Linked DNA regions of Homo sapiens: regions 2, 3, 4 and 5 are each linked to region 1. Evidence: chromatin loops called from intact Hi-C (ENCODE). Cell type or tissue: ascending aorta. All regions are shown on one strand.

Region 1 (5,000 bases):
AGGTAACACCCTTCTCCTGGGCTTTCTGAAATCCTGAGGGTATGGCTGGCTTTATTTCTGACGGGTTAGACATAGGGAGCGAGGATGGGAAGGGGACCCAACAGGAAAGCCAGAAAGGGCTAGCCAGGGAGAGGGGGAAGGGCCTTTATTAATCAGCACGGCAGGATTCCAGACACCATCAAAAAGGAGATAATGACTCTAGCCATATCAGCCTCTGTACCTTGTATTGATCTCATGTCCTTGTATACATTGTGCTTGCACTTAGGAGACTTTAGCTCTCTTACCTGTCTTTAAAGGGATAGAGCTCCTTGGTTCTTTGCCAAAAGAGAAGGGGTGTCACACTCCATTTCCGGTAGACCAATATGAGATACCCAGGCAACCTTGAAGACAGATGAGAATCCAAGGACCTGAGCAATGAGTCATGCCTGGGCTGGTCCAGGTGGTGAGGAAACAAGGCTGCTAGGTACACAGCCGTCAGGTCCTGCCTGGTTTCCTTTTCTCTGAGTGCCCTGGATCTTGGCAGAAAGGTGCCCTTTGGTCCAGGTCCTGGAGGTCCCTCCACTTTGTCACAACAATCATGTGTCCAGCTTAGGAACAGTAGGGTCCACTGGAAAAAGTGAGCACTTACAAGCCAAGATCCTGACTTCTAGGCCTGCTGTTGTTGTAAGAAGGACCTAAAAAATGAAACTTTTTATAACTCCATGATTTTGATCAGGAGCACTGGTCTGGGAACATGACCCACATTTGTTTGCACTACACACAGATCTTGCTTTTCATGGAAAGTCACCCAGAAGGGCAAAGAAAAATGAGGTTAAGAGTAACTGTTCCCTGTTGCCTTACTGGGAAAGTTGGAATGAAGCAAGGGGTCATGGATTAGACATGATATTTCATCATTTAGTACCTTATCCTTTTGAATTCCCCATGACAGAACCTAACACAAAGCAAGGTGCACAGTAGAACCATATAATCTGCTTAATTTGAATTATCCACAGTGCTCTTTCATGTTTTCCAGTCCCATTATATTGATGGGGAAACTGAGGCAATAAAAGGCATGCCAGGCAGGCTGGGAATAGAACTCCAGGACACTTGAATCGCTTGAAGATTTTCCGAATTAAGAAAATATTCTCAGGTTACTGGATGCCTGCAAAGTTTCAGACTAGGGAAAGAAGTCGGCAAGGAGGGAGCCTCTTTCAAGGGGGTGTTGCTGGAACATCCCTTCCGGACACTCTGTCTCCCCCTCTTTGGCTGTGATTTCTCCTTCGGAAGCTGGGATTCCCAGACACTGAGCATTCTCAAGTCTTGTGGTTTTGCTGTATTTTATTTTTGGGTGGGAGAGGGAGTGGGGAAAGGGGAGAAATAAGGGTTGGGCTATAAGTTAGGTGGGGGAAGAGAAAGAGTAGAAGGAAATCCTTATTCTGGGGCCAAATGGAAGAAATAATGAGATGATTATCTGATCAGAGTTGGCAGCTCCACAATTTCTCCCAGATGACATCTTCTTGCTGCTTAATCTTGCTTCCTAGTACCCATCTGCCAGGGAAACTGTGTGCTTGCAGTCTAGACTAAGACCCACGACTCTGCTTACCCCTCCTCTTGCAGTAGCAACATAAAGACCGGGGATCAATTCCCTGGCTGAAAAAAAATGAGAGAAAGATCCAATAGGAGTCTATGTGGGTGGCTCTAAGGGGCTGCTGCTTTGGGTTACTAGAGGCCAAACCTGGGGAAACTTGACCCCTGTCCTGTCCCTCCTGTGTCCTGTCTGATGCTCTGCACAGAGGAAAGCAGTGTCATGATTTGATTCCAGTTACAGCATTTCTTGTGGCACCTCCCCCATCCCCACCCCAGGACGTCTTTCTACCTTGCCCACCTGTCCACCGCCTCCAACCCCTGCCAACACTGCCACAGCACACACTCAGATCCTTCTCTAAAGTGCCCGTCTGAACTCTTTTAACCGTAAGCATGTAAAATTGGGCAGAAAATCTTTTGCAGACTGTCTAGCTTCTGAATTTTCCTTCTCTTCAAATCAAAGTGTCCCTTGTGGTGTACCAGTATTTCCCCTCTTAGGTCTACACCAGAAAGGTTGAGGGCAGGGAATGCCCAGGGCTATCTCATCTCCACTTACCACTCTATATTTTTCTTTAGATTTCTGTACATCAGAAAATATTCAGTAAAGATGTAGGGTAAAGGTCTGGGAAAGATGGAGGTTGGGAACATGGTTTCATTCTTTGGGATTCTAGCAACAGGGCTGCTGAGGGCTTGGGCATCCTTGTGTACTCACTGTGCTTAGCTGCTTACACTTCACCTGTGCTCTCCATGCCTGAGAACCATAATGTTGCCAAAGGCATTTACCCTAATCTACTCATGCCTGTGGACAGACCAGTCCATCTTCCTTCTCTTACCATACAGCACTCGCCCCTGAGCTGGTCATTGTCTATTCCTACGATGGCTGGCCTTCACCTATGCAGAATGACAATAGAATCATGTCCCTGGGAGCCACATACAATTCAGCAATTCTGCTGTTCCACTTGGAATGATCCGAGGTGCTGCAAGACTTGGCCCCTACACTTTTTTCAACAGCTCTCAAAGCGTAGCTTCTACCTACTCAACTTAAACCCAGTTTCCCAATCCTTAATCTACCCAATTTAGGGCATTTTTTATTCAACAGAGACTTCAAGCAATGCAGCCATAGCAATTTACAGAGGAACATTCCCCTCCCCAGCCCCAGATGCGGGGGTCTTAGAGGATACTTTCTACACGGAACACTAGGTGGCAGTGTTGCTTCATTCACAGGAGAGTAGGCAGCCACGTAGTGGGGAATGTCTCTGATTTCTTGGAGGACTGTCCTGCCCTGGCTCTGGGCTGTGTGTATTTAATTGTCCTCTCCCAGAATGTTGTTCGTTGGCATCCCTTGGGGTCAGCTTTATGCAAGTGTTTTTTGCGGGGCTTATGTGAAAGGGCAAAAGTGACATTTTTGGGGTTGTGACTAACTTGCACTTTAGCAACTAGTAAAGAAAAGAAAATCAACTAAAGTTTCCCCTCTCCCTCCCCCACTCCAAACTCCCACATTCTTCCAAAATAGAAAGTTGAATTCCAGAATGAATTGCCAGAATACATTTATTTAGAGTTGAGGACAACACGGAGCTCACAGGCTTTGGGTGCTGAACGTCTCTCTGGCCCTCAGAAGGCGAGACGTGGTACCTGGGTCCCTGCAAGGTAGATCTTCTGAAGTGGCCTATTTCCCATAGCGGAGACAGAACAACCAAGGTGTAGGAGAGGACTGTGTACAACTGCTCCACTGTAGAGTCCTCTGTAAGAGTAGCTAGTCAGGGGCCTGGCAGCTCAGGGCCATGTGGCCACCTAGGAGTAGACTGAGGTCAGGAGCCCATTTGGTTGGGCCATTGGAACTGAGAACTGGACGTAAGCCAAATTCTGTCCCATCCACGTGTGTAACTTTTAAGCTCCAGCACCCAACCTTGAAACCATCCTGTTCCTTTCCCGCCTTCTCAACTTCCTTTCCTCTCTTTTAACCCCAACATACACAAAAGAGAAGATTTTAATAGGTTCCTCCTCACCCATAATTGATTTCAAATGTTCCCTGAAGTTGCCCAGCTGAGTAACCACCTGCAGCTCCAAGTTGCAGGAGACTGAGTCACTAAGTCCATGGCAGAATTGGAGCCTGAGCCCAGGTTTCTTCATCCGACAAATATTTATTGAGTGCCTTCCATGCAAAGCACGGCAAGGCCCTGTGGGGAGCACAAAGATGTCTAAGAAACTGTCCCTGACATGAAGACAAGTTTTCCTCCTCTGAGGATCCGAGCATTAGAGTATATGCTTGTGTAGAACTTGGGAGGCAGGCCAACCTGGCAACAGATTCCATCTCTGACGCTTATCAGGGCTGTGGTCTTCAGCGATCCATTGAGCTTTTCTATGCCTTCATTTCCTCAAATGGAAAAAGGAGAAAAATATATGTATACAAAATATCATTCCATTTAAATAAAAATGAAAAAAGCTCCAAAAAATGAAAAATAAGACAAAGTCTTGCAGAGTCGTTATGATGCTTGAACAAGTCATGTATGTAAAGTGCCCACCATAGGGCTTGGCCACTGTGTTTACTCATGGCCTGGCAGGAGCTAACAGTGGGAGGCAATCATTACTGGGAGCAGCACGTTAACCTGCTTGTCTTTGGTTCTAACCCACTAACCTATCATTTTTCCTTAGGTGGAATATTCACTTTAATTTCTTAGGAATTCAGTTTGCTAGATTGTAAAATGAGAATGATGGTAAACAGACTTTTTTTACAACACAGTCTAATGTGTTGTAAATGCAGTAGAATCAGAGGCCCCAAAGGGCTCATTTATTTTATTTAAAAAAATCCATTCTTTTTAGCCTGAGCAGTACTATTTTGAATAAATTGGACAACAGTGCTAAAGTTTTCTGGAGGCCATAAAACCTTTTGAAAATCTGATGAAAGCTATGTCCACTCCCTAGAAAAATGAACATGTTCACATAGTTCACACAACGTTCAGAGCTGTATTAGTCTGTTCTCAAGCTGCTGATAAAGACATACCTGAGACTGGGTAATTTATAAAGGAAAGAGCTTTAATGGACTCACAGTTCCACATGGCTGGGGAGGCCTCACAACAATGGCTGAAGGTGAATGAGGAGGAAAGTCATGTCTCACATGGTGGCAGGCAAGACAGCGTGCGCAGCGGAACTCCCATTTATAAAACCATGAGATCTCCTGAGACTTATTCACTATCACACGAACAGCACAGAAAAACCCACCCCCATGATTCAATTACCTCCCACCAGGTCCCTCCTGCAACATGTGGGAATTATGGGAGCTACGACTCGAGATGAGATTTGGGTGGGGACAGAGTCAAACCATATCAAGACCCTTCACGATTTCTTGATGGCCAGGGTCTGCTGACATTATGTATAAAACCTATTGTTTAAGGCCTATATTGGTAAGTGTTGTTGTTGTTGTTGTTGTTTTTGACATC
Region 2 (5,000 bases), 280 kb after region 1:
TCATTACCTTGAATTAAGTCACCCCACATCTCTTGCCCTTCCCTGTAAAGAGAAAATGCTAATGCTACCATTCATCTTTCCTACTTTACAGGGAAAGTGACAGTAACAGTAAGAGCAGTATTTTTAGATATGAGTGGTAATATTAGAACTGATAGAATAGTAGTTATAGATGCTTGGCAATATATAAGAACTTTATACTCATTATTTAAATCACACAAACACCCTCTGGGGTAGTTTCTGTTGTCCTCCCTAGTTTATATATGAGGAAAGTGAAGCAAGGAACAATTACCTTGCCTAAGGCTACATGGTGACATGATGTGTGAGTGGGAAAACTGCGTGTTAATTTCCAGTTTGTGATATTGGCACATAATTCTACAGTTCCTCTGGGACCAAGTGAGGAAAGTGAAAGCTCGTTTAAAAGTGTGAAGCTATCACAGAAATGAGCTATTTCTACTTCCCTTTCATTCCCCTAGGTCATTCCATTTGCTGCTGACTGTGACCTGGATGAGTGCACCTGCCGGGACCCCAAGGCAGAAGAAAATCAGTAACTGTGGGAACAAGCCCCTCCCTCCACTGCCTCAGAGGCAGTAAGAAAGAGAGGCCGACCCAGGAGGAAACAAAGGGTGAATGAAGAAGAACAATCATGAAATGGAAGAAGGAGGAAGAGCATGAAGGATCTTATAAGAAATGCAAGAGGATATTGATAGGTGTGAACTAGTTCATCAAGTAGCCCAAGTAGGAGAGAATCATAGGCAAAAGTTTCTTTAAAGTGGCAGTTGATTAACATGGAAGGGGAAATATGATAGATATATAAGGACCCTCCTCCCTCACTTATATTCTATTAAATCCTATCCTCAACTCTTGCCCTGCTCTCCGCTCCACCCCCTGCCAACTACTCAGTCCCACCCAACTTGTAAACCAATACCAAAATACTAGAGGAGAAGTTGGCAGGGATACTGTTAATACCCATTTTGAATGGATTGCCATCTTTCAGAGCTTGTCTGCTCTCAACTGGCTCTTTTTCTTTTTGTGTAGTTTCCCTTAAATAATGAAGTTAGTTATTAATTCTTTATAAGTATTTAAACATAATTATATAAATATATTATATATATTATATTTTTTGCTGTTTACTAAGCTAAAAATTATTCATTGTTCCACACATGCTGCTGTGAAGTTCACATTCAAGATGAATGTTGAGACTTTGAGGACAGAAAGGCAACTTATTTTCCCATCTTTCTATGGATGCGGATTGGCAGGTTGAATGGGAAGTACAGAAGGAGAGAGAGTAATTAGATGGAATTCTGGATGCTAGCATGTAAAGCTAATCATCTTTTTTTTTATGACCTGGGAGCTGGGCCCATTTTATGACCAAGGAGATGGGGAGTTGGAATGGTGGTACTAAGAGGCATAGGAAGTTGAGTGTGAATACCATTGGTGATGGGTCCAGGAGAACTAGACTATGGTTCTTGAATATCTGTCCACAAAGAATATACTAACTTTTGTCAACTTCTCAGAACTCCCAACTGGAGTCGGTGAGACCTAGGATTTTCTGCACTTCCACACATGCCTGTTCCAAGTGTGGCTGTCAGCCAGTCAACAAGTTTGTACTATGGCCCATTCTCTGATCACCAGGATTACAGGAACTCACACACTCCTCATACTTGGCCTGTAGTCCTACTTCTTGTTAGAAGTCTCCAAGTCTGGCCAGTCACATGACCAAGTGTTGATTTTTCTGGAGGAAAAATTTTATGGAAATGATATAGGGGAAAGGTGGGAGGAGATGAAAGAACAGGCAAGAGCTGTCAGGGTTAAATCCAGGCCCGGGCATGAGAATGGAAGTGATCAGGGAGACTCGGTCCTTGTTCCAAGTCTCCAAAGAAGACCAAAGTGGGTCCCTTGAGCAATGAAGAATCTGAGATAAATTCTCTTCAAGTATCATGTACAAAATCTGTGAGCCAGAGATTTTGACTTGAGCAAGCCATGGAAATGCATGGAGCAAGGGTGACACTCTGTGGGGAGACAGAAGAATTTCAACTATTTAATGTCCATTTTGTTGTTTTTACCCTTTCTTATCCAATAGATGGAATGCACATGAAATGACCATATTAAGCCTCTCTCTATTTACATCCCAGGCTCACTGGGATGTGATCTACTGCAGTTACATTTTCTTGTAACGGTTTCTGGATTAGACCCTAGGGAAAGTGAGTAAGGAGCCAGTTTCTGTTTAACATTCTAGTTTTACTCATTTTAGGAAGGCTGTGAGTGAGGCTTGTCTCCTTTAAAGTTTCTTCTCCAATGGAAACCAAGAACAGACAAAATTTAGAGCTCAGCTGTGGTCTCTTCTCATCTTCTGCTCTTTTGCTTTGACCACAGTTTTTCTACTCTTCCCATCAACACTAGAGCAATGGCTGTGCAAATAGGAATAGGAAATACTACCACAATGATAGAAATATTATCCACACTATCACGTAGGGAAGAACAATATCCTGAAAGAGAATAAAACACGAATAAGGTGATGTACCCACATTAATCTGTGGGTTTGTGGAATGAGGGTTGCAAAGTTATTGGGAAAAGGAAAGAGCAGAGTTCACCCATTCAAAAAAAACCTTTTGTCTACTAATCTCTAGTGTAAAGAAAATGTAGTTCAGATACCATTCATTGTCTTGGGTCATGCTTAGTGCCCCCAAGAAGACAAACATATTTATTCTTGGGATTCTGATAGGCTTCAATATGCAAAGGACAATGGAAAAGTTTAGACACTCTATTTTCAAAATTTTATAAACTTGTTTTATTGGGGAAAATGTCCAAATTGCTAGACACATTCTAAGTTCTGCCTTGGAGAATCCTACTTTGTCTGAGATTGAGGCAGAGGAATTGTTATCCTGGGCATTACTCAGCTCAGGAACATGGAGCCTGTGGTTCATGCCAGTGTGTGTCTTCATGCAGTCTCTCCACAAGAGCAACAGTAAGAACATTTCTGTTTTAAATTTCATTTTAAAATATTTTATTATCTGCAATTCACCACTGCTCTGGGAAAGCAAAAGGAAAGTTCCTGTTGTGTGTGAAGAGCCTCTTAGGCTATAAGGCTTCCCAGCCATAGTCAGCTATAGCTATTCAGAGACAGCAGGTTCTTCCAGTCTTTGTTCCTGGGACCTGATGTTTTGAGCAACTCAGGTCACTGATAAAGTGGAAGGACTAAGACACTGTGGTCACAGATCCCAGCAACATCAACTCACACTCAATCCATGTGGTGGTCCACATTCTGCTACTCTTATCCACCCATGTGGTCATTGAGAGCCTTTCTCAGAGACTCTTCTGTGTGTTTGATTGTGCCCAGGTGGCCCAGGGCTAGCTGGCTCTAACAACTAGCATGACAGCCTCCAATCAGAAAGGCAGGTAAGGGGACAGGGTGAGGAGAATGGGCAGATACTGACAGAAATTAAAGTAAAGGGATTGTGAAAGTAAAGAGCTCTTCCTGATTCTCATCTTCTCTTTTTTCTATTACAAGGCATTGAACTTGGCACTTCCTGTATTCTTTGTGATCACTATTGAGTGCATTAGTTAACACCCAAGGGGATGGCTTGATTGGGAATGTAGTGAAAGGAGCTGATCTACTGTATTGTAATGTAAAACAGCTACAGCCAGTTATTTTGTAAGATTATAAGTTGTTCATTAAAAAATCAGCACACAAAATATGAAGTGTCTTTGGTGTTTGACTCTTTGTTTAAATCATTTCATCACTTTCTAATCACTTTCCATTGTCTTGTGCCAGGTCCAGGCAACAGTCATTATTTATTTGATTGATTGGTCATTTCTTTTAGCCACTTAAAAACCATTTGTTAAGTAAATAGGATGTGTAAGGAAGATGAATATGAAAGTTCATAAGAAGACATGGCATATATGAAAGTAGAATGTGAGGTAGGAATGTCAAATATCTCATGAGTTTTTAAATAAAGTGTAAGAATTACTTACAGTTCAGAGGAAGTAGGGTTTATTCCTGGATGCCAAAGGTAGGCAGCATTTGGAAAATGGTTGGGAAGGATGCATATGATCTGACAGGCAGAAATGGGGGTTGGGAGAGGAGAGTCCAGGCAAGGTAAACAACATAGTTGAAGCTGTGGAAGTAGGAATGGGATAGGCTGTGCATTATGGAACATCAGTGAGGCATCCAGCTTAGCTGGAAGATAGAACTAAGCTAGCATGTACCATACATTTGGTAAATACAGAATCTTACTTAATTCTTACAACAGATCTGCAAATAGCATATTCTCACTTCACAAATAAGAACGCTAAGCCACAGTCTGGTAAAGAAAGTTCTTCAAGGTCATATGAAGGGAGTTAACCTGGTTCTGTGGGACACCAAGATGTTAGAAGGAAAAGAAAAATGGTGATTAATAGGATGGAGAGAGGTGAAAAGAAATGTCAAGGGATGATGCCTCTGCATTAAATACACAATCTGAAAGCTTATCAGCCCTAACAGAAGAGGGAAGCTGGCAGGAGCAGGCTTTTAAAGAAAGAGTATTCATTTGCTCTTTCAATAAACTTGGGTTGAGGGCCAGATAGGAAATGCCATCTAAAGCAGTGTTCAGAACCCTAGAGGAGGCTTCTGCAGTTGGGGCCGGTTTGCAGAGTTTTCTGGCCACACCAGTCACCACCTGGCTACTGGAAGGGCTGGGCAGATATCTCAGCACACCTATGAGCCATTTGGAAAGAACTGTGGAATGGACAGTTGGAAATGTGAGCTTGGACTTGGGAGACAGGTTTGTGGTTAGAAATAAACATTTGAGAGAGAAAAAAAGCATTTTCTTTATGGTTTACAAAGTGCTTTCATATGATTTATGGCTACCCACAGGTTAGGCAGAGCAAGGACAGTTTTGTTTTGTTTCTTTTCATTTTACAGATGAAGAAACTGAGTGTCTGTGAGGTTATAGGAAAATTTAAGTTCACATATCTAAGTGCAGGTTGGGGTGGGAATCCAAGATCTCTGTCCTCAAATGTAA
Region 3 (5,000 bases), 180 kb before region 1:
TTGTATCTTACAACTTTATTGAATTCATTTATCAATTCTAAGAGTTTTTTTGGTGACATATTTAAGGTTTTCTGTATGTAAGATCATGTCATCTCCAAACAAGGACAATTTGACTTTCTCCTTTCCAATTTGGATGCCCTTTATTTTTTTTTTCCTGCCTAATTCCTTTGGCTAAAACTCAGCCTCTTTAATAAGGACACCAATACCATTCATGAGGACAGAGCTCCCTGATTTAATCATGTCTTAAAATGCTCTATCTCTTAATACTATCACATTGGGTATTCAATTCCAACATATGAATTTTAGGGAGACACCAACATTTAGACCACAGCTATATGTAATAAGAATCTATCAAAGCTATCTAATATATGAATCTAGGGTTTTTGAGAAAAGTATGACACAAAAGTTAGTGGTCATCAACATATATTTGTGGCATTTAAATCTATGATATCAAAAAAAAAAGTCACCTAGGGAGAACACGAACCCAGAGGAAAATGCAGGCTCAAGCCAGAGCCCTGGACACTCCAACATGTAGAATTCCAGCAGAGGAGACAGAGCTGGGAGAAAAGCAAGAGGATATGGTGTCATAAACGCTAAAGACACAAAGTGGAGTACTTAACCAGTGCTGTTGAGACATCAAGTAAGAGCAGAACAAAAAGGTGGCCTTTAAGTTTGATAACATAGAAGTCATTATTTATTCATCAAATTATCTTGAGTGTCTATTTATTGAATGCCAAGTATTATGCTAGGCGATCGGGGAAGAGAGACAAGTAAAAGACAATTAGAATAGAAAATGTGATAAGTGCTATGATAGGGTTCTATGATAAGTGATATGATAGGTTAGGGAAGATATGCCCAACCTAAACTTGGAGGTGGGAAAGAGGGAATGGAGGCCTCCAGGAGATGTTCAAGCTGGTGTTGAGTGTTTAAGAGTGAGTAAGGATTAAACAGAGTGTGGTAAATTTGCTTTAGGCAAAGGAAACTCATGTACAAAGACATGTAGGCATGATAAACAGAAGTATTAGGAGATTGGTTTGGGTGGAATGTAGTGTCTATATAAAACAGCAGAGCAGGATGAGGTAGGAGAGGTACGTAGGGGCCAGATAATAAAAGCCCTGTATCCCTTATCAGGGATTACCTGATAATCGGCAGAAAAGAAGGAAAAGGCACAAAATCAATCACCTTAAGGATCCCAGGATGGAAGATGTGGAGGACTGCCAGGTGGACTCTGGCTATGCTGTTGAAGGTCTGCTTGTTCAGGCTATCTTTTGTTCTTTTAAATTCCTTCTCCAGGTCATGCGAAGTTGTCATTAGGTCCAAAGCTGGGGAGTGGCTTGGTGAACACAGACATGAAGGTTAATAGAGCAGTTGGCAAGGCAGTTTGGAGGAGAAACTGGAGGCAGAAACATCAGGCTGCAGCAGTGACATGGACATAGAATGACAAGGAACTAGGTGAAGGTCAAAGGCAGGCATCCAGAAGAAAACTATCATTATAAAATATTTGTATAGCCAGATGTGGTGATACGTGCCCGTGGTCCCAGCTCCTCGGGAGGCTGAGGAAGAAGGACTGCTTGACCTCAGAAAGTTGAGGCTGCAGTGAGCCATGTTTATGCTGTTGCACTCCAGCCTGGGAGACAGAGTGAGACCTGGTCTCAAACAAAACAAAGCAAAACAGGATTTGTAAGGGTAACATGACAAGGCTAGCAGGATAAGAATATAGTATTAAGAACTTTGTATTTGAATCTGAGATCTGTATCTATTTGATAATCCATAATAGTATGTCTTGTTTTAACGTATATAGTACTTTACTGAATAGTAGGTATTTTCATTTGATCCTAATGTTGGCATTGTATTCCTAAATTTAATAGAAGTGAGGCTAAGAGAGGTGATTAGGCAAACATCACACACTAGTAATAGTGCAAGATTGTAAACCCAAATGTTATAATTTTGAGTTCAGTAGATCATTTTGCTACCTAGAGAAATCCTGGAATAGTTTCTATCTGGAAGGATTACAGTTGGCTCACGTTTGGCTCACTTAAGGAACTGCGTATCTCAGAGATGGTGCTGTTAGGCCACATACAGACACTCACCGCCAGAGGGTGCCCTTACCCCAAGAGAAAGTTGGCAGTTCTTCCTACAGTTGAAGGATTCTGCTAGCTTTTCTTTTTTCAGGTTGTTTCTTTAGAAGTTGCAGAATGGAGAACTGAATTGTAGTAGCCCAAACGCTGCAAATCTCGGAGCAATGACCTGGAGCCTCCCACAGCTTGTGTCAGAGAGGCAAGATTTGTTAGGGAGATGCTTAATTCTCTCTGAAATAATCCCAGATTATGCCTGGTGGAGGAAGAAAAGAGGAACAGTTCAGAAATTAGATAATTCTGGAGATGTTTGGAGATAAAAGGAGTAATTCTTGTGATTCTAACGCAGGAGTGTAGGGTTCTCTCCAGGGATGATTCTTAGTTGATTTGTAGGTACTCTTCGGTAGATATTCTCAAAGGGTCATATTTTAAAATTTTGATTTTGCCTTAATAGGACAAATACTTTTTGCAACGTTATGAAGGCAATAATCTCAGCCTTTATTCTTATTTTTGTGCACAGGTTCATTTCCTATTGCTCTCTTTCTCCTTTCCCTTCTTTTCCCCTTTCTTTTCTTCCCTTTTCTCTTTCCTTCTTGGCTTCCCTCACTCATCAAAGTTATGTTAGCAACGGATAGAAATTAATTTACCTTGTGGTTGAAGTAGCTGATACTGGCTTAAATGTTAAGCCTAGGAGTATATGCATAGTTATAACAGAAATTAAGGTTCTTAAACCATGAAGTTAGAGCTTAACAGTGGATAGAATGGCATCTAGTGTGCTTGGGTGGTGGAGTTTTTTGAGGGGGACCGGTAGTTTCTCCCCGGAGTTTTAATATATTATTTTCTCATGAGCAGTCCTGTATATGACATGTACTTTATGACTATCCCTCGGACTCTCCTGGTCATGTCATTTGTTGTCTGTTCATAGGGAAAGTGTGAAAAGTGCATAATAATCAGGTTTGGAAAATTTGAAAAGAATCTCCCTTGCTCCCTATGCCCTCCTCTCCTCTTCAATAGCCACCCTTTCAGGAGCCCTAGGAGGATGGCAGGAGCAATCCAGGGCCTGAACAATTGAGATGATTCTCTTGGCCTCCACTTACTTTTCCTCCTCTAGGCATGACCTCTGGGTTTGGTTGGAACAAAAGCAGACTCCAAACATCACTTTCTTGGTGCAGGACTCAGTTTGGAAGGTAAGTCTGGACTCAGTCTGGAAGGTGGAGCCGAGGACACCAGATTTATTACACTCATCATTTTCAATGGTTCCTCTCTTGAAATTCTTCCATAGTGTTATGCTTGAGGAGAATTTGGACTAAAATAATGACACTTAAGTTTATACCCTGAGGAAAAAAAGAAGTAAGTAATAAGAGGCTGGAGGCCCAAGGCAATCTCCCAAGTGGACAGTATGTCTAGGTCTTATTCCTGTTTGTTAAGAGTTGAGAGACATAGTTTATCCTGCTTCCTTCATTGGGTCTTACCATCTTTTTCTTGTGACAGATGCTTTCCTTTGTGGCTTGGGACCACAGTGTCAATGTCATGGAATCAACTATTTATCCAATCGGTGGATTTGGGGCAAGTTCTGATTTATGGTTTCATACTGACAATTTGAAATGGAGTGGGTGTAAGTGCACATGCTGAATAGACTTGATATCAGGTTTCATCTTTTGCAGTTAGTCCTGGCCTATATCTCTCCAGTGGTGGTTTCAATAGTGAATCCCAAGGATTATGTGAAGTGTGGGGCCACTGAGTTTGGCACACCTCTCAAATATGTATCTCTAGAATGAGAGGTGGAGTCTGTCATTCCACCTTTGTAGCTTCACCTCTTTAATCCTTTAAGGTTTCTCAGTCTTCATTTATTAAAATGCAGGAATTCCAGTGAAACTCAAAGCTCAGTCCTTAATAGTTAATGCTTTAGTTTTTTTTTTTTTTTTTTGAGATGGAGTTTCACTCTTGTTGCCCAGGCTGGAGTACAAAGGTGCGATCTCAGCTCACCACAACCTCCGCCTCCCGGGTTCAAGCATTTCTCCTGCCTCAGTCTCCCAAGTAGCTGGGATTACAGGCATGCACCACCACGCCCGGCTAATTTTGTGGTTTTAGCAGAGATGGGGTTTCTCCATGTTGGTCAGGCTGGTCTCTAACTACCGAACTCAGGTGATCCACCCACCTCAGCCTCCCAAAGTGCTGGGATTATGTGTGAGCCACCACGCCCGGCCAATGCTTTAGTTTTTAATTAAAGACTTAGCAGGTATTAGAGTCAAGAAAGGTTTTCCCTTATGGGATCTTCAGATATTGTTCACTTTACAGATGAATAAACTGAGGCCAAAGAGAGATAAGAGAATCATCCAAGGTTACACATCTAAAAAAGCGAACCAGGGCTGCAATTCAATTCTTTCAACTTCTACACTTTCCCTTTTTCCCTCTGTTACCCTGTGAATGAGGCTAGGCTAGGGGTGAAGGTGAGAGGGAGAAAAGGATGCCTGAAGGGCAGAAATGAGCATGTGTAACAGAGGTGTTTAGTTCCCCAACATTTATTCAAAAACATTCACAGGACACTACTATTCTAGGCTCTGAGTTGGGCATTGTGGCATTAAAGATAAAAGTATGACTTAGTTGCTATTCTCTCTAGCTCTCCGGTCTAGAGCTGCGCAGGTAAACAAATCAGCAGTTATATTGAGTGTGATGGTAGAAATGAGTGCCATGGGTGTGCATTGGAAGATGGTCTATTGTCAGGATCCTTTTCATTTCAAGTGACAGAACTCTTAGCTTAAACCAATTTGAAGAAAAGAGATAATTTACTGATTCACATAATTAGAAGGTCCAGAAGGTATTTTTGGTTTCAAACACAGATATATTCAGGATCTCAAATACTCCGGACAGTGTCTCTAGGCTCTTTCTTCTTTTGCATTGACATCATTTTCAGACAGTCCCTGA
Region 4 (5,000 bases), 320 kb after region 1:
CCACAAGGCGAAGTTCCCCCTCATACCCGTGTTTCCTCCATAAAGTAGCAAGTGAGAAAGCCCCAGGATTAACAATGTCATACAAACCTCGGTAGCACTGCCCTCTAGGGGCCCGAGTGAGCCCCCTTCTCCCACAGAGGTCCTGACACCAGGGCTCTTGTGCGTAGGAAGTCCGTCCTCTGCCCAGAGGTGGAGTGGCTTTATCCTTGTTGCAGACTGTGCCCTAAGCCCAGTTCTGGCTATCAGTTCTCATCAGTGTCAGGAGATAGGAAGTCCTGTTCTCTCCCAGGCTGATGCTCTCAGGCCAGCATGGTCACAGGGCTGGGGCATGGGCCTGACCCGGTCCTCTGGTCCTCGCAGTTCGCTCTCCCTCTTCCTACAGGGCCTGCACCCCTGACTGTGTGTCTGAGTCCGTAAGTCTAGGCCCCTGTTCTGGTTTCCATTGCTGAGGTCCTGCCTGCCCAGTGCCCCATCCCCTGTCATTCTGGCCCTGCTCTGCCTGTTCCTGCCTGACTACCAGAGCCCTGAGCATGGTGTTGGAACTCAGGTCAGGGCTGCAGTCTGGCTATGTGCAGCTCTGGGCCACATGATGCTGCCTGCAATATGTTAAAATGTCACCTGCCCTAGACCGTCTATGGCTGCATTCCAGCCACCTTTTGTAGCCCACCATTCCTTAACCCTGGACCCTTAATTTCTAAGTGTCCTTGGACTATAATGAGAAACATCCTACTTCGTTGTCAGATGGACCCCTTCTCTCTCAGTCAATCCCCACCTCTCCCCCCGCCCCCAAGCTGGCCCAAGCTCTGCCCTGTGGCCTGCCTTGCTGTAAGTTCCAGCTAAACTGTATTGGATGCTGACCTAGGATGAAAATACCTGTCCTCACATTAATTCTCACATTACCCCAATGGGGCAATCAGTGCAAAATTTAAGTTCTCCAGCTCTTTCCACTTTTAGTAGTGTATTTTATTTTTAACATGAAGCAGGTATTAGAAAAGGAGATACTTCACTTAACCTTCTGAGGAGGGTCCAGGCTTGACCTAAGGGCCATTCCTCAGTAGTCCCAAATCCCTCAGTTTTGGAGGGCCCACTGAAAGAGCAGTCAGTTTATTTCATCATCATGGCCGGGGGAGCACTTTACACATTTCATGTGGAAATGCCATGTGCGGTCATCTCAGAAAGGCCTCGGCTTACCGTTAGCGTTATCGTTTCTACCACTGAACACTCAGCACCCTCAGAGGGTTAGATGGGATTACTGGGCAGAAGAGATAAGCCCTGCTCCCAGTGGGAAGGCTCATGTGTTAGTATATTTACTGCTTTGTCCAAAACTCCTGGGCTTCTTCCACTGCTGCCTGGCTGGGATTGTTCAGCCCACAGCTAGAGACTTGGTGATGACCCCAACGGAGGCCTGTGTGAGTGCGCACCGACACAGAACAGCTCTGCTTCCAAAGGTGGGTCTTAAAGGCCTGAAACTTGATGTGAGTGGAGGACTCGTAAGCCCCCTGCTAAGGACTGGCTCTCTTGTCTGATACTTTCCCACTTTCCTTCTCCAGTCATGGTGGTTTCTGCCCATCCCTCTGATCTGCCTCCCTTTTTTCTGAATTATCTGTCTGCTGTCACACGTCCGGAAAGAGAGCAGCTCTCCTGTGAGCATGCATTGTGATGATGGGGCAGTAGGTTGAAAGGCCTGTGAGTCACCTCCCTACCCTGGCCTCAGTTTCTTCATCTGTAAAATGAAGAATGCTGGACCAGACATACTTTAAGGTCTCTTTCAAGTAGGAGTTCTTCGCTGTTTTTGGGCCATGGATCCTTCTCAGAATAATGTTTTAAAAAGCATTAAATAAAATATAAAAAGTGACAAAGGAAGCCAGCTAAGCAGAAATGCTGTTCCACCTCTGTGGATCCCAGGTGCAGAGCCAGCGCTCTGCTTTAATATGAGGTAATGAGGTCATGCTCTGAGATTCTCACAGTAACCTAGAGCAGCAGGGAGTTAAGATGCAAGGCTTGCATACCCGAAGCAACTAGCTGTGTGATTCTGGGGCGGTTACTCCGTTTTCTTGCACCTGTTTCCTCAATTAAAAAATGGAAACAATACCCCTAATCTCACAGAGTCAGAGGGGATTCTCAGAGTCAGCACTCCATTAATGAAGGCCGCCCTCCTCCCAGTTTATAGAAAGAAAACTTAGTTGGAGAAAGTTTCAGTGTCTTGCTTACAGCCATTTAGTGGTTAGGAACAAAAAACCAGGCTTGCAGCCCATGTATTCTTAACTCTTAATCTAGGGCTCTGTCCCTATCCCAAGGGCTGAAGCGCAGCTCTCCTGGATCCTTCCGGGAGAGGAATGTCACTCCTGGCCTCCCACACGGCCCTCTTCTTGTGATCTGCAGCGCCACCTGGTGGAGATTTGCTGTTTCTTCCTTAGCCCCCTGCATTGGCTCCAACTTCTCAATAAACAGCATTCACAGTTCGCATTTTATAAGATGTAGGAGGGACATAATGGGAGATCAGCAAAGACAGCTGGAGTGAGAGACGGTATTGGCCTCGGTCTCTGATCAGAAACGCAGCCAATCAGGCCAACATGAGGAGGGTCGCAGTGTGGGTAATGGCTGCACTCCTAATACCACTTCTTGTACATTGGAACTTTGGAATTCCTAAGTAACAGTGTGATTTAGTCACAACTGAAGGACTACTGAGCCTTTACTATAAATGATAGTTCAAGTTTCACTGAGTTTGAGATGCCTTACAGCAGGTTAGGTGGTCTGCACTCCCAAATCCTTGTTCCTTTCACCTGCTCCCCTCCAATAAAGGGCCACAACTGCCCCCTATCAAAAGAGCCAACGAGAATCATGGCATTGGTGGAATCACCCAAAAAGTGGACCAACATGGTCTTAGTATTCTCATCTGTGTCTATATATACTGTCGAAATCCTCTAGAATGTCACTTGTGTTTATGTACTTTACTTTCATCATGCATAGCCCATAGCAACATCCCTTTTTCCTATATTGAAGACATTCAGCCTGAGCACTGAAGTTCATCTTGCAATCAATGCCACTCAAATTTCTAGTGCTTTTCATCTCTGAACTCTTTAACTGTGGAAATAGACATGATTTATTCTGGAAACCTTGACTCTATTCTCGTGATCTCCTCTGCAAACTGTTAAATGTTTTTCATACTGATGGGGTCACGAAGTCCTACAACGACATCACTATGAATTCTGCCTTAGCACCCAAATTTTTCCATCATGATTTAGATTCTATCATTATCTCTCCTTTTCTGGCATCTTTTACATCTCTGCGTCACAAACATTTTACAATTGTTTCCAGAGCACAGGGAGAAATGGGGAAGAGTTCGCAGAAAGAATAGGGTCATTCCAATGGCCATGATATAGTTCGCTGCATTTCTTTGAAGAAAAGTGCTGCCCATTTCTAACATTTCTAAATTACTTCAATGCCATTGGAGCTAGCTAGCTTTCTAAAGCAGAGTTCTTGGTATTCTATGCCTTTCCTCAAAAATGACTCCTTGGACTTATAGCATTCTATCTTTCCAGTCTCACTTTCTTCCTTTCCCTTTTACTCACCGTCTGCCTCTGCCCTACTAGACTACTTGCTACTCACCTTCATGCTTCTTCACCTTTGCCTTTGCAGCTTCCTGAGCCTAGTATACCTTTTCCAACATGACTGTTGGTTGAAATTCTACACAACACAGTTTAGATGACATCCACTCTAGTTAGAATTAATCACTTCTTTCTTCTCTTTTACAATTTTTTTTTTCATTTTTTGCTTTTCTATCTACATTTATTTAATTCTGCCTTAAGTTAAAGTTAGTTTTTTATATCTTTCCCCTCTATGTTGCAAACTCCTCAAGGGACAGGACCGTATTATCTTTCTAGATCCCCCCATTCCAGTGTCTAAGTACTCGAGAACATTCTCTATAATGCCACCTGGGATAAGACTTCAGAGACTCAACATGTTTTGCTGAGTCTCTAAAGGAACTCAAGTAGCAAGAAGAAACCGGTAAGAAGCCTTGGGACTGTCAGGGTAAGAAGTCACTAGGTAGGTGTGTGTTACTCACATGTAAATGGTGTCAGGTTCCAGGCATCGTATGATCAGAGAGATGGTGGTGAGCTGCTTGTCCGGCACCTGAGATGGCATTGCACAAGGAGACTTTGCTCCAGAGATGATGTCGTCCACAAAGCTCAGCACTGTTTCTGCCCAGAGGAGAAGGAATGGAAAAAGCATGAGAAACAATGACGGCCAAGCAATGAGGAGATGGAGTCAACTCAATGAGAACTTAACATGACAATGATTTGGTCCTCAATCTCTAGAGTAGAGAAGGAGACTTAGAAGGAATGGCCTTTTCTATTTCATATTTAACCACTCAGAGCTGTCTAGAGTTAGTTCAGACACAACTAGGGCAAGGGATACACATCACACCTGAGAGCTTCTTTTTTTTTTTTTTTTTTTGAGACAGAGTCTAGCTCTGTCACCCAGGCTAGAGTGCAGTGGCGCGATCTTGTCTCACTGCAACCTCCGCCTCCTGGGTTCAAGCAATTCCCCTGCCTCAGCCTCCCAAGTAGCTGAGATTACAGGCACATGCCGGGGTTTCACCATGTTGGTCAGGATGGTCTCGAAATCCTGACCTCGTGATCCGCCCAGCTCGGCCTCCCAAAGTGCTGGGAATACAGGCGTGAGGCACAACGCCTGGCCTGGGCGCTCCTTTATAAAATTTTCTTGGCATGGACAGAGATAGCATTCTGGTCAGTGGTCCCTGCCGTACCTCAGCAATACCTGTGCGCATCAGGCAAAGGGCCTTGGAAGAAGCGGTAGGCAGCTCTCTATGCCTGAAGCAGCAGCTGCGTATGTCTCTAACCCTCAGTGGCAGGCTCACCAGTAGCTGTTTATTTTGAATTAGATTGTTGGTGCCATCATCCTGCTGGTGACCACATCCCATGCATAAGTTTTTGGGATTATGAATGTTGACCTTTCACTGTGTGCAGGTAGTGAAA
Region 5 (5,000 bases), 96 kb after region 1:
TTATTCTTCATTTTCATTCTCTTTATTGGGTTCTTCCTTTTCAACAAATTTAGTAATGATTAAGTCTTTTATTATAAAAGCTTTCAGTTTTTCTCTGCATGCTGACTGATCTTTCCCTTTCCTCCTTATAATCTTCCTTTGTGGCTGAGATTCTGGTTTATGCCCAATACCTTTTCTTCCTTATACCCCACTCCGTCTCCTACTCACTGCAATCTGATTCTGTCTCTATTGCTCTTTTGGAATTGCATTTGTCAAAGTTATCAACCTTCTGCTTCTTTCTACTTCTGATGGATAATTTTCTGTTCTTTTCTTACTTGAATTGCCAGGAACATTTAGAATGATCTTCTCCCTTGGCTTTGGAGATGCCAATTCTGCTGGATTTCTTCGTACCTCTTCATTACTGTTTCTCAGACCTCTTTGGCAGTTTTTTTCTTCTGCCTATTTTTTTAAAAATTTACTATTCCTGTTCACTCTGCCGATTATTTCTTTTACTGTGCAGAAGCTTTTTAGTTTAATTAAGTCTCATATTTGTCTATTTTTGTTGTTGTTACCTGTGCTTTTGAGATCATAGTCATTCATAATCATTGCCTAGATCAACATCCAGAAGAGTTTTCCCTAGGTTTTCTTGTAGTATTCTTATAGTTTCAAATCTTACATTGAAGTCGTTAATCCATCCTGAGTTGATTTTTGTATATGATGATAGATAGGGGTCCAATTTCATTCTTCTGCATATGGCAATCCAACTTTCTAAGCAACATTTATTTAAAAGATTATCATGTCCCCGGTGTATGTTCTTGTTGGTTTTGTCAAAGATCAGTTGGCTATAGATATAAGGTTTTATTTTGAGTTTTCTATTCTGTCCCATTGATATATGAGTCTGTATTTATATCAGATATAATACATATATATAATATAAGTATATATATTTATATATTTTGGTTACCATAGCCTTGTAGTATAATTTTAAGTCAGGTAATGTGGTGCCTCCAGCTATTTTTTTTTTCTTAGGACTGCTTTGGCTGTTCAAGCTGTTTTTTCCATATGAATTTTAGGATTTTTTTCTAATTCTTTGAAAAAATGTTGCATTTTGATAGAGATTGCACTGACTCTATAGATTGCTTGGGAAGTATGATTGTTTGAATGACATTACTTCTTCCATTCCATGAGCATGGGATGTTTTTCCATTTGTTTGCATCATCTACAATTTTATACATCAGTATTTCATAGTCTTCTGTGTACAGACCTTTCACTTATGTGGCTAAGTGTATTTCTAGGCTTTTATTTTCATAGCTATTGTCATTGGGATTGCCTTCTTAATTTGTTTTTCAGTTTGATCATTATTGATGTATAGAAACACTACTGATTTGGGTATGATAATTTTGTATCCTAAAGCTTTACTAAATTCATTCATCAAATCTGAGAGTTTATGGTGAAATCTTCAGGGTTTTCTAGACATAAGATCATGTCATTAGTAAGCAGAGATAATTTGACCTCTTCTTTTCTAATTTAGATGCCTGTTTTTTATTTTTCTTGTCTGATTGCTCTGGTTAGGTCTTCCAGTACTATGTTTGAACAGGAATGGTGAAAGTGGGCAACCTTGTCTTGTTCCACTTGTTGAAAGGAATGCTTTCAACTTTTCTGCATTCAGTATAATGTTGGCTGTGGTTTTGTCATATATGACTTTTTTATTTTGAGATGTGTTCCGTCTATGCCTAGTTTGCTCATGGTTTTTATCATGAAGTGATGTTGACTTTTTTCAAATGCTTTTTCTGCATCCATTGTGATATCGAACAGACAACCTGCAGAATGAGAGAAAATATTTGTTAACTATTCATCTGACAGGGAACTAACATCCAGACTCTATAAGAAATTCAAACAACTCAAAAATAAAAGAAACCCCAAATAATCACATTAAAATGGGCAAAGGAAATAAATAGGCATTTTTCAGAAGATATATAAATGGCCAACAAGCGGATTAAAAAATGCTCAATATTTCTTATCATGAGCAAAATGCACATTAAATCCACAATAAGATGCCATCTTACACCAGTCAGAATGGCATCTTCTCACTTATAAGTCAGATAAAAATAATGTGTACACATGGACACAGAGTGTGAAATGATAGACAATGGAGACTTGGAAAAGTGGAAGAGTAGAAAGCGGGTGGATGATAAGAAATTACTTAATGGGTACAGTGTATATTATTTGGGCGATAGGCACATTAAAAGCTCTGACATCACCAGCACACAATATATCCATGTAACAAAATTACACCGGTCCCCATAAATTATACAAATAAAGAAATAAAAAGTAAAAATTTCTGTTCCTTAGAGTTTATCCTCTTTTCTCTTTTGACTCTATATACCTTTTCCTGGGCCAGATTAATGGTTTTGAGAACCTCAGAAAACATCCCTTCCATCACTGTCCCGTGATATATAAATCAAAAGTAAACATTTAATTTTTAAAATAAAGCAAAATTAATATTGTCTGCAGATTTTCAGAATATTTTTTTTTCAGAAATAGATTTCTGAATATATTTTCAATATTGAACTTTCTCTCTCTTTGCTGGTTCCCTGAGCACAGGTCCCAGCAACTTAACATATCATCTTGCATATTGTCAAGTGCTTATTCAATAGTAGCTGACTATATTAATGCTGGAGATGAACTCTAAATGGAAAACAAGGCAGATAATACTTCATTGCTTCCCTCTCCTAGGTTTGCTGATATTGCTCTGCTGTAGAATCCCCTTAAACTACAGAGTCTAGTTATATCTGAAACAGCCAAACTCCAAAGAGCAGTTTATAGGACCTGCTGCCACTGGTAGGCAGCAAAAAACAAAACTACACCCAAAGCCCAACCTCTCTCCTCACTCTGTCTTTGACAACTCTTTGTATGGTGACTAAGGGCAGAGCAGATTCTTGGCAAAAACACTCTATGATGATAAGCTCTCGGGGCCTGGGTAGGAATGGGCAATGTAATTCCACAGGCATTACACCAGGTTTAAAAATAGGAAGCTTTTCCCGGGAAGAGTAGTTATTGTTGGTAACTGGAGCGGACATGATGTGTCTCAGCTAATGGTAAAAACTTGTGAAGTCATCCAGTATTTTAGTCATTCTTTTGTGCTTCTTCTCTCTTCTCTTAAACCTCTTTCCTCAATTGCTTTAGAACATTTTAAAGATTTTCTTCAAATCCTGTTTTCAAGCAAAGCATTCTTTCTGTAATCTCCCTCTCTCTCTCTCTCTTTCACACACACACACACACACCAGAAGTCAGTTATTTTTGACAGCATACATGCACTAAACTGAACTCTAGACTTTCTGTTTTTTTTTGAAATAGAGAAAGTAAACTGGTCTTATAAGAACATTGGTCATTGAAAATTCTTTACACTTTGACTTTAGAGGTGAGGGGGACATACTCATTAATTCAGAGAGGAATTACTGGGCAACTACTAAATCTCAGACCCTGTGCTGAACACTCAAGGCACAATACTGAACAAGCCCAGACAGCATTCCTACTCCCACAGTCTGTGGCTTAATTGGGGAGTCCTCAAGAAGCAGCACTCTGCCAGGCACTCTGGCAGTGAAAGTAAAAGGTGTCACAAAAGTTGTGGACAAAAGCACCAGACCAGGATTTAGGGTATTAGGAAAGCCTTCCCAGAATTGACATCTATACCAAAATCTGTCAGATGAAAAGAAGTTATCCTGGAGATAGGCATGGAAGGGAAGGCAGATGCTATTGGTCCAAAAGCCCAGTGGCCCGGATAAGAGAGAGGGAAACATTCACGAGAGTTAGAAGGAAGTAGAAAGATTGATGCTAGAGAGGTTACTAGCAGCCAGATCCTGAAAGGTCTTGTAAACCATAGTAAGACATTTAGAGTTCCTTAAAGCAGAGAAGGAACATGATTAGATCTGCCATTTTTGAAAGGTTAGTCTTGAGAAAGCGTGGAGTTTGTATTCAAGGAGTGCAAAACACGGAACAGAGAAGCTTACTAGAAGGGTGTGGTTGGATTTAAGAGATATTTATAAATAGAACCAACAGAAATTGACAATTAATTGAATGTGGTGTAGTCAGGAAGAGGAAGAGTCCAAAATAATTTCTCAGTTTTTAAATTGAGTAATTGGACAGCTCAGGCAGTGTGAAACAGAAAGAATAACAAGTTTGGGTGGGAATTTTAGGCCTGTGTGATAATCAAATTAGAGATACTTATTATGCAGTTATCTGTGTGGTTATGTAGATCTGAGTATCATGTAAATTTAGAAAATATTAACATATATATGATAGCTAAAGCTATGGGGGTAAATAAGGCATTGCATGGCTAACATCCTAATAGGGGATTCTACAGCAGGATAATATCAGTGAACCTAGGAGAGGGAAACAATGAGGGATTATCTGCCTTGTTTTCCATTTAGAGTCCATCTCCAGCATTAATATAATCAACTACTATTGAATAAGCACTTGATAATATGTAAGATGATGTGCTAAGTTTCTATCATGCTGAGAAAGGAATGATACTTGCCTTCTGGGATCTTTGTCCAGCTAATGAAATAAGGAATGCTCTCTATTATATATGTAGGTACATATGTATATACATGTGAAATCCACTAATTCAATTAATGCCACAGTGGTGCTGGCCACACCTGGAGGAAGGAAACTGAAAGGAAATCTAAGTTCTTTATTGTGTAATAAAGGGTATCAAGAGTAAACAGAGGAACACTAGTTTTGATGTTGTACAGGTTGGACTAGAGTGGATGTGATATTAGAGGCAGAAAAATAAGAATACATTACAGAATATCAGAAATAAACAATCTGTTCCAGATACTATATATTTTTTATATTATACTATTGTGGTTGATGCAGAATTGAAACTCATATAAATATATTTTTAAATATCTAGAAGTAAGATCTTTATTGTTCGCAAATATTGCCAAAGCAGGCCTAAATATTATTGTTAGGTTGTGTATTTAGATTAGACTTAATGACATAGGGATTCAGATATAGGG

Evidence for each region. A loop is a pair of places that touch in the nucleus more often than their neighbours do. Peaks named below come from ENCODE experiments on the same cell type or tissue, not always from the same donor. Only the 100,000 strongest peaks of a DNase experiment are listed, where the experiment ranks them.
Region 2: it touches region 1 in a loop (14-fold over the local background); 76 of 110 quality-filtered maps call a loop at or near these places.
Region 3: it touches region 1 in a loop (5-fold over the local background); 41 of 110 quality-filtered maps call a loop at or near these places.
Region 4: a loop joins it to region 1, with 13 times the contacts of the local background. A loop is called at or near these places in 72 of 110 quality-filtered maps.
Region 5: it touches region 1 in a loop (7-fold over the local background); 10 of 110 quality-filtered maps call a loop at or near these places.

What each region holds. Positions count from the first base shown.
Region 1 is chr1:176,557,240-176,562,239 of GRCh38, forward strand. It overlaps PAPPA2 (pappalysin 2), which reads left to right. Exons shown (of 23, transcript NM_020318.3): 2 at 1-2. Among named protein-coding and RNA genes, the nearest start is that of PAPPA2, 97 kb to the left of the region's middle. RefSeq lists an enhancer at 1-808 and a silencer at 2,811-2,860. In ascending aorta, a CTCF peak has its summit at 2,743 (motif pointing right); DNase peaks (open chromatin) are centred at 2,832, 3,255 and 3,731; H3K4me3 peaks cover 388 bases; H3K27ac peaks cover 2,110 bases.
Region 2 is chr1:176,841,907-176,846,906 of GRCh38, forward strand. It overlaps PAPPA2 (pappalysin 2), which reads left to right. Exons shown (of 23, transcript NM_020318.3): 23 at 474-3,695. The coding sequence ends at 548. Among named protein-coding and RNA genes, the nearest start is that of MIR488, 190 kb to the right of the region's middle. In ascending aorta, a CTCF peak has its summit at 2,010; a DNase peak (open chromatin) is centred at 1,645.
Region 3 is chr1:176,373,073-176,378,072 of GRCh38, forward strand. No RefSeq gene overlaps it. Among named protein-coding and RNA genes, the nearest start is that of PAPPA2, 88 kb to the right of the region's middle. RefSeq lists a silencer at 2,025-2,124. In ascending aorta, a CTCF peak has its summit at 2,096 (motif pointing right); a DNase peak (open chromatin) is centred at 2,099.
Region 4 is chr1:176,878,793-176,883,792 of GRCh38, forward strand. ASTN1 (astrotactin 1) reads right to left here. Exons shown (of 23, transcript NM_004319.3): 20 at 4,067-4,202. Among named protein-coding and RNA genes, the nearest start is that of MIR488, 150 kb to the right of the region's middle. RefSeq lists an enhancer at 1,189-1,333 and a cis regulatory region at 1,253-1,270. In ascending aorta, a CTCF peak has its summit at 2,405 (motif pointing left); a DNase peak (open chromatin) is centred at 2,369.
Region 5 is chr1:176,653,540-176,658,539 of GRCh38, forward strand. The region is part of intron 3 of PAPPA2 (pappalysin 2); the gene reads left to right. Among named protein-coding and RNA genes, the nearest start is that of PAPPA2, 190 kb to the left of the region's middle. In ascending aorta, a CTCF peak has its summit at 2,797; a DNase peak (open chromatin) is centred at 2,932; H3K27ac peaks cover 2,390 bases.